Regions from separate parts of the Homo sapiens genome. Here region 2 is linked to region 1. Evidence: chromatin loops called from intact Hi-C (ENCODE). Cell type or tissue: endothelial cell of umbilical vein. All regions are shown on one strand. Each heading gives the region's core, and the rest is flanking DNA. Links, peaks and the distances in the headings are about the cores only. Region 1 overlaps TTC27 (tetratricopeptide repeat domain 27). Region 2 holds the start of LOC100271832 (a long non-coding RNA gene).

Region 1 (2,818 bases), core at 181-2,680:
TTTACATGGACTCTTTATGGTTTTCGCTAAGATCATATTGTCAGCAAATAGAGACAGTTTTGCTCAGTCCTTACCTATTAGAATATCTCTTATTTCTTTTTTCTTGCCTAATTGCTCTGTCTAGGACTTCCAGTACTATGTTGAAAAACACCTTTGTCCTAATTTTGACTAATGTATAGTTTGGTAAAACCCAGGAATGCTTTTCTATAATAGCACTTATTTGTATTTATTTCTAGATTATACATATTTTTATTCATCTATCATAAAACTGATTTTCATGTTCCTACATAATTAGTTCCTGTTCAGTTTTCCAGTTTTTGACTATTATAAATAATGTCATGAATATCCTTGCAGACGAATCCTCATATATAGCCATACTTCTTTCCCCAAGGTAAATTCTGATGTTGATTTGTTGGGATATTTTTCCTTTTCTTCCTTTTTTGTTTTTCTGGATACCTTGGGCAACATTTTGGGAAAATAATTTAAGTATTGCATTATTGACATTCATTTGTTGTTTATATGTGGAAGAGGAAGGAAAGGGGATTAATATATATTGAGTGCTTACTATGTTTCTGCCACTTAACACAGGTTATCTTTTATTGGGCATACAGTATGTGAGGTGGATAGTAAATACTCCTCATTTTATAGTTGATTAATATGAAACCCAGAGAGCTTATATAACTTGAGCAGTCATTTGGCTAGTAGGAACCAAAGACAGAAATCACAGGTAGGCATGTCTTATTTTTTTCTTTGTCACGCCTTGAAGTCTGTGGGGGAAGATTTATGTCAAAAGCACATTTTCCCATCATATTAATGTGCTTGTGAACTATACCTAACAAAGGTTTTTAAAAATTCAGACATAATGTGCAGATAATAAGCCAGGCATGGTGGGATGTGCCTACAGCCCCAGCTACTTGTGAGGCTACAGCAGGAGGATTGCTTAAGCCCAGGAGTTTGAGGTTTCAGTGAGCTATGATCGTGCCACCACACTCCAGCCTGGGCAACAGAGCAAAACCCCATCTCAAAAAAATATGAAATAAAATAACAAAATAAAAAAATAATTTGCAGATAATTTTAACTACATGTATTCTTATGTAATCACCACCCCAAACAGTTATGGAACATTTTCATTACTACAGAAAGTTCTCTTACATGCATTTCCAGTCAGTTGAAACACCACCTCTTTCCCCCATGAGGCAACTACTTTCTGATTTCCATCTCCACAGTTTAGTTTTGCTTTTTCTTGAATACCATATAGATAGAATCATACAGTATGTATTCTTGCATATTGAGGTTGTCCTTTGTGTGTATTTTTATTTGATGCTTTCTTTGGGGACAGGAGAAGATGGTGTTGATGTGCAGTGGGGCAAGTTGCCAATGAAATTGAAGTTCTGGGACACTTGCTGGCTGTGCATTACCCGAAAGTAAAGAGAAGAGGAGAGAATGGATATATGTTATAAAAATTATAGCTTTGGAAAATAGGTATTCTCTCCATTTAACTGTTGAGGTACCTGAGGCTCAGCAAAGTGAATTAATAAGGTTGATTTCTTATAGCTAGCGAGCAGTAAAGCTAAGGCTTGACATCTGGCGTATTTAACCTAAAGCCCTTTCCACAGTCTAAGAACTGTTTTTTGTTTTGTTTTTTGGTTTTTTTTTGAAGGACTGAAAAAGACAATGCTAAACTGCCTATCTCTCTCTGATAACTGAGGTTTGGGGAAGCCAAGGGTCAGGGTTATCAGACCAGGAAACAGAACAAGTACTTAGAGAGCTCCAAGTGGAGCAGGGAGCTAGCCAAGCAGGGGAGGTGGGAAATTGCTTCATTCTTGGCCTGGAGCCCTCCTGGTAGTTTTTGTAATGGGTTAAGGCAGTCCTATTCCTTCCTGCTTTGAGGACCTCCAGGATTCAAAGGGCCAGTGCCTTGCACTTTAGGCCAAGACTTTGATGAGACTAGCCCAAGGAAGTCAAGGTTAGTGTTGGGAAACGAATAGTTAATACATTTCTCTTTGTGGAGATTCTTCTACATTTATGTTGGAATTGCCGCTCCTCTATGTGAGAGGCCTTCAACTCTCTTCACAGGCCAGTGTTAGTTTCCCAGTCATTCTCTGCTTGTTGCATTCCCTAAGTGTGGTTCCTGATGGAGGTGAGAAATAGGGTTGGGACAGAGAATGAAACATAAGTTCTACTATTACCTAAATGAAATCAAGATGTGGGTAAGGGATTTAAAGGCCATTATATGAACTCAGTGGGATAGTATTGGTTTGGGTGGGATATGAGGGCTATAGAGCTGTTTATACTGACTAAAATGAAATCTGTCACATACAAAGAATCCTTAATAAGATTATCAGCAGATTTCTCATAATAAACTTTGGAGGCCAGCAGGCAGTGGACTGATATATTCAAAGTGCTAAAAGAAAAAAACTGTCAATCAAGAATCCTTTATCTGGCAAAACTGCCTTTCAAAAGTGAGAGAGAAATTAAGGCATTCCCAGATAAACAAAAGTTAAGGAAGTTCATTACCACTAGAACTGCCCTGCATGAAATGCTCAAGGGGGTCCTGCAGGGTGAAAAGAAAGGACACTAGACAATAACTCAACGCTGGATAAAGAAATAAAAATCTCAATAAAGATAAATATAAGAACAATTATAAAAGCTAATATTATTGTAACAATGTTTGTTGTTGTTGTTGTTTGAGATGGAGTCTCGCTCTGTCACCCAGGCTGGAATACAATGGTGCCATCTCGGCTCACTGCAACCTCTCCTTCCTGGGTTCAAGTGATTCTCCTGCCTCAGCCTCCTGAGTAACTGGGATTATAGGTGC
Region 2 (2,818 bases), core at 2-2,501, 130 kb after region 1:
ACCACTGTAGGCTTTTAGTAGATAATATGTTTTCTCTGCTTCAAATCCTTATTTTGGTTGCTTAAAATTTCTGCAGAAAACAAACAGCTTCTGCCAAAATTGGCTCACAAAATTAGCTTACTAGTATAATCAGTTGTATAGCAAGTATTTACTGAGTAGCTCTTGGAAGGCAGTCAACACAAGAGGGATGGATCATTCTTCCAGTTCATCACACGTGGGTTGGACATGCTAACAGTCCCCGATAGCTATCAGGCGAGTAAATGGATGATCACACAAAGGCAGAGGCATCGCAGAAGGATGCTAACTAGATGTCATGCGTCAAGGATACTACAGAAGGATCTCTTTGCTGACAAGGAGGGTACCTCTAAGGTTCCTTCAGATGGGATGGTTCTCTGTTCACCGTGATCACTACTATGCAAAGGCCTGTGGGCCATTTAGGAGAAAAGCATTCAGTCCAATTCCACAGACACAGTGAGGATGTAATATGCCCTAGGCATATATGAGTGGATCCAAGGAGGAAATACTCAGTCACTACTGTCAAGAACTCATGACCTGCTGCAGGGTTTGCCAAACTATGGCTTGTGGGCCAATCTGGCTCACCACCTATTTTAGTAAATAATGTTTTACTGGAATCCAGACACGCTTGTTTGATTACATATTGTCTATGGCTGCTGAGCACCCACTATAAGGGCAAAGTTAAGTAGATAGAGACTTTATCACCCACAAAACCTAAAATATTTGACTGGATGGCCCTCTACAGAAAAAGCCTGCGAACCTGTGGTCTTGTGGGAGGACACTGCTGGGCACAGTTAACTCTAATTCTTGGCTGTAGCATCTTGAATAGGGTGGCAGTCCCTGGCTGCTGAGGGGGACAGCTGGACGGCTGCCTCCCAGGGGCATTTCCATGACTTGCAGGCCCAGAAACTAGACTTGGGCATGACCACAGAGTTCTTGATGGACTGAAGATGCCCAAACCACAGACTGACTTGTAGGCTAGAAATGAACATGTGGGGTGGAATAGTCCTTTTGGGGACTAGAATAATTTCTAGAGAGCCACCCTTTCTACATGATACGGCGCACATTCAAGTGTGGCTACTTACACTGAGACTTTCTGATGAGCACGACTAGACAGCAGGGGGCCCCCAGGATAGTTTGTTCAGGTCAAGGTAAGATGAGAGGAGAAACTAGCCCTGTCCCTTGCTGGACACCACCACTCCAGTGCCTGAAATCCAACCTCCCCACCCCCATCAGCATTCCTCCCCTGGAAAAGATTGGAAAATGCAAGAATGTGCTTCTTTGACTCTGGCCTTCCTCTAACAGCCCTGCTTCTGTTAACACAGCCTTTTTGCAGCTTCCTTGACGTCATTGGCTACAGGCTACAGCTGTTGCTAGTCAAAGGCATTGTTCCTTTGAGCTAGCAGGCACTTTGTTCTCTCCCATGACACATTGTTTTATGAGCTCACTCTAGAGGAGAAACATTCTATCCCTGTGCTCAAGTTCTTCAGGAGCACCTCACTGTCTCCCTCTGCCCACCCACCTGCACCTGACAGCTGTGGGCTGTGCTCTCAGGGAGGCACCGTCAGATGCTACCAGACTACAGAGGAGAGCACCCTCAATCCTGACTGAAGGTTTGGGAAAAGGCTGCTCAGAAGAGGTGATACTTGATATGGGCCCTGGAGGAGGAGAAGCAGTTTGAGAAGACAGCAGTGAGAGATGGCATCCGGGCAGGCGAGAAATGTCAGTGGTCATGGAGGCAGCATGAAGGGACTGTTGGCTGCAGAAACCTGGCAAGGCTCTTAGAGACAGAGACGAAGAGGGAGATGGGGCTGGAGATGGAGATGATAGAGACAGAAAGATTGAAGATGGCAGAGTGGGGGCTATGGGGAAGGGTGATGAAGCAGGAAAGATAGATCGAACGAGACTGCGAGGAGCCTGTGTGCCTGGGCTTTATTTTGGAGGCAATGAGAAACAGAAAGTGTTTTTGAGCATGATGGGACAATGAGGAGTTCTGTGGTTTAGGAAACCCAGCAGTCACGGGAAGTGCAGATTCAAAGTAAGAAAACGTCCCAGGGTTTGGTGATGATCTTGGTGGGAAGTGACACAGGGGTAGTGGGGATGGAATTGAAAGAAAGGATGAACTTCCAGAGTATGGCTGTGCTCAGTAGACAGGAATCAGGGAGGGCAGGAGGAGAGTAAAAGGGTCCTCTGAGCTTAAATCCAGATGTTGAGGAGATGGTGGTACTATCAATGGAGGTGGAGCTCTTAAGAGGAAGAAAGATGGGAAAGAAAAGGATGAGGTTTTTGACAAGTTGAATATGGGGTGAGCATGGGTCCAACTGAAAGCAGTGGAAATATAGACGTGAAAAATAGATGCGGTAGAGTTGAAAAGTTGGGGATAATTTTCACCTGAATGTTACCTAAGGCAAAGGGAAGAGAGGTCATCCAGGACAAAAGTACAGAATGAAAAGAAAAAGCAACTAAGCACGAAATCTTGGAGAATGTCCTCATTGAAGGGTGAGCAGATGAAGAGGAGCCCACAAAAGAGACTGAGGAATTGTCTTCATTCACTCATTCATGCATGTATTCATTTGGTCAACAAATATTTTTTGGCACCTCCCATGGACAGGTCCTGAGCACCAAGGGTACAGTCAGAAATGATGAATCCAGAAATGATGCCCTCCAGAACTTCTGGTGAGGAAGGCACTCAGGAAAATGCAGCACCCTATGGAGGCCCAGAAAGGAGGGCATTCAGGAAGAACACAGTCTGATGGTGTCAAGTGCAGCGGAGGCTAAGAGGTAGGGAGGAAAAGATGGTAAA

Evidence for each region. Peaks named below come from ENCODE experiments on the same cell type or tissue, not always from the same donor. Only the 100,000 strongest peaks of a DNase experiment are listed, where the experiment ranks them.
Region 2: it touches region 1 in a loop (3.0-fold over the local background); 1 of 110 quality-filtered maps calls a loop at or near these places.

The regions. Positions count from the first base shown.
Region 1 is chr2:32,790,852-32,793,669 of GRCh38, forward strand. All of the region lies in intron 16 of TTC27 (tetratricopeptide repeat domain 27), which reads left to right. Among named protein-coding and RNA genes, the nearest start is that of LINC00486, 33 kb to the right of the region's middle. In endothelial cell of umbilical vein, for the core only: no CTCF peak of the experiment used is centred there; a DNase peak (open chromatin) is centred at 1,700; H3K27ac peaks cover 569 bases.
Region 2 is chr2:32,925,610-32,928,427 of GRCh38, forward strand. It overlaps LOC100271832 (a long non-coding RNA gene), which reads left to right and starts at 1,478. Exons shown (of 4, transcript NR_183187.1): 1 at 1,478-1,628; 2 at 2,423-2,514; 3 at 2,627-2,796. In endothelial cell of umbilical vein, for the core only: no CTCF peak of the experiment used is centred there; a DNase peak (open chromatin) is centred at 1,372; H3K27ac peaks cover 422 bases; H3K27me3 peaks cover 237 bases.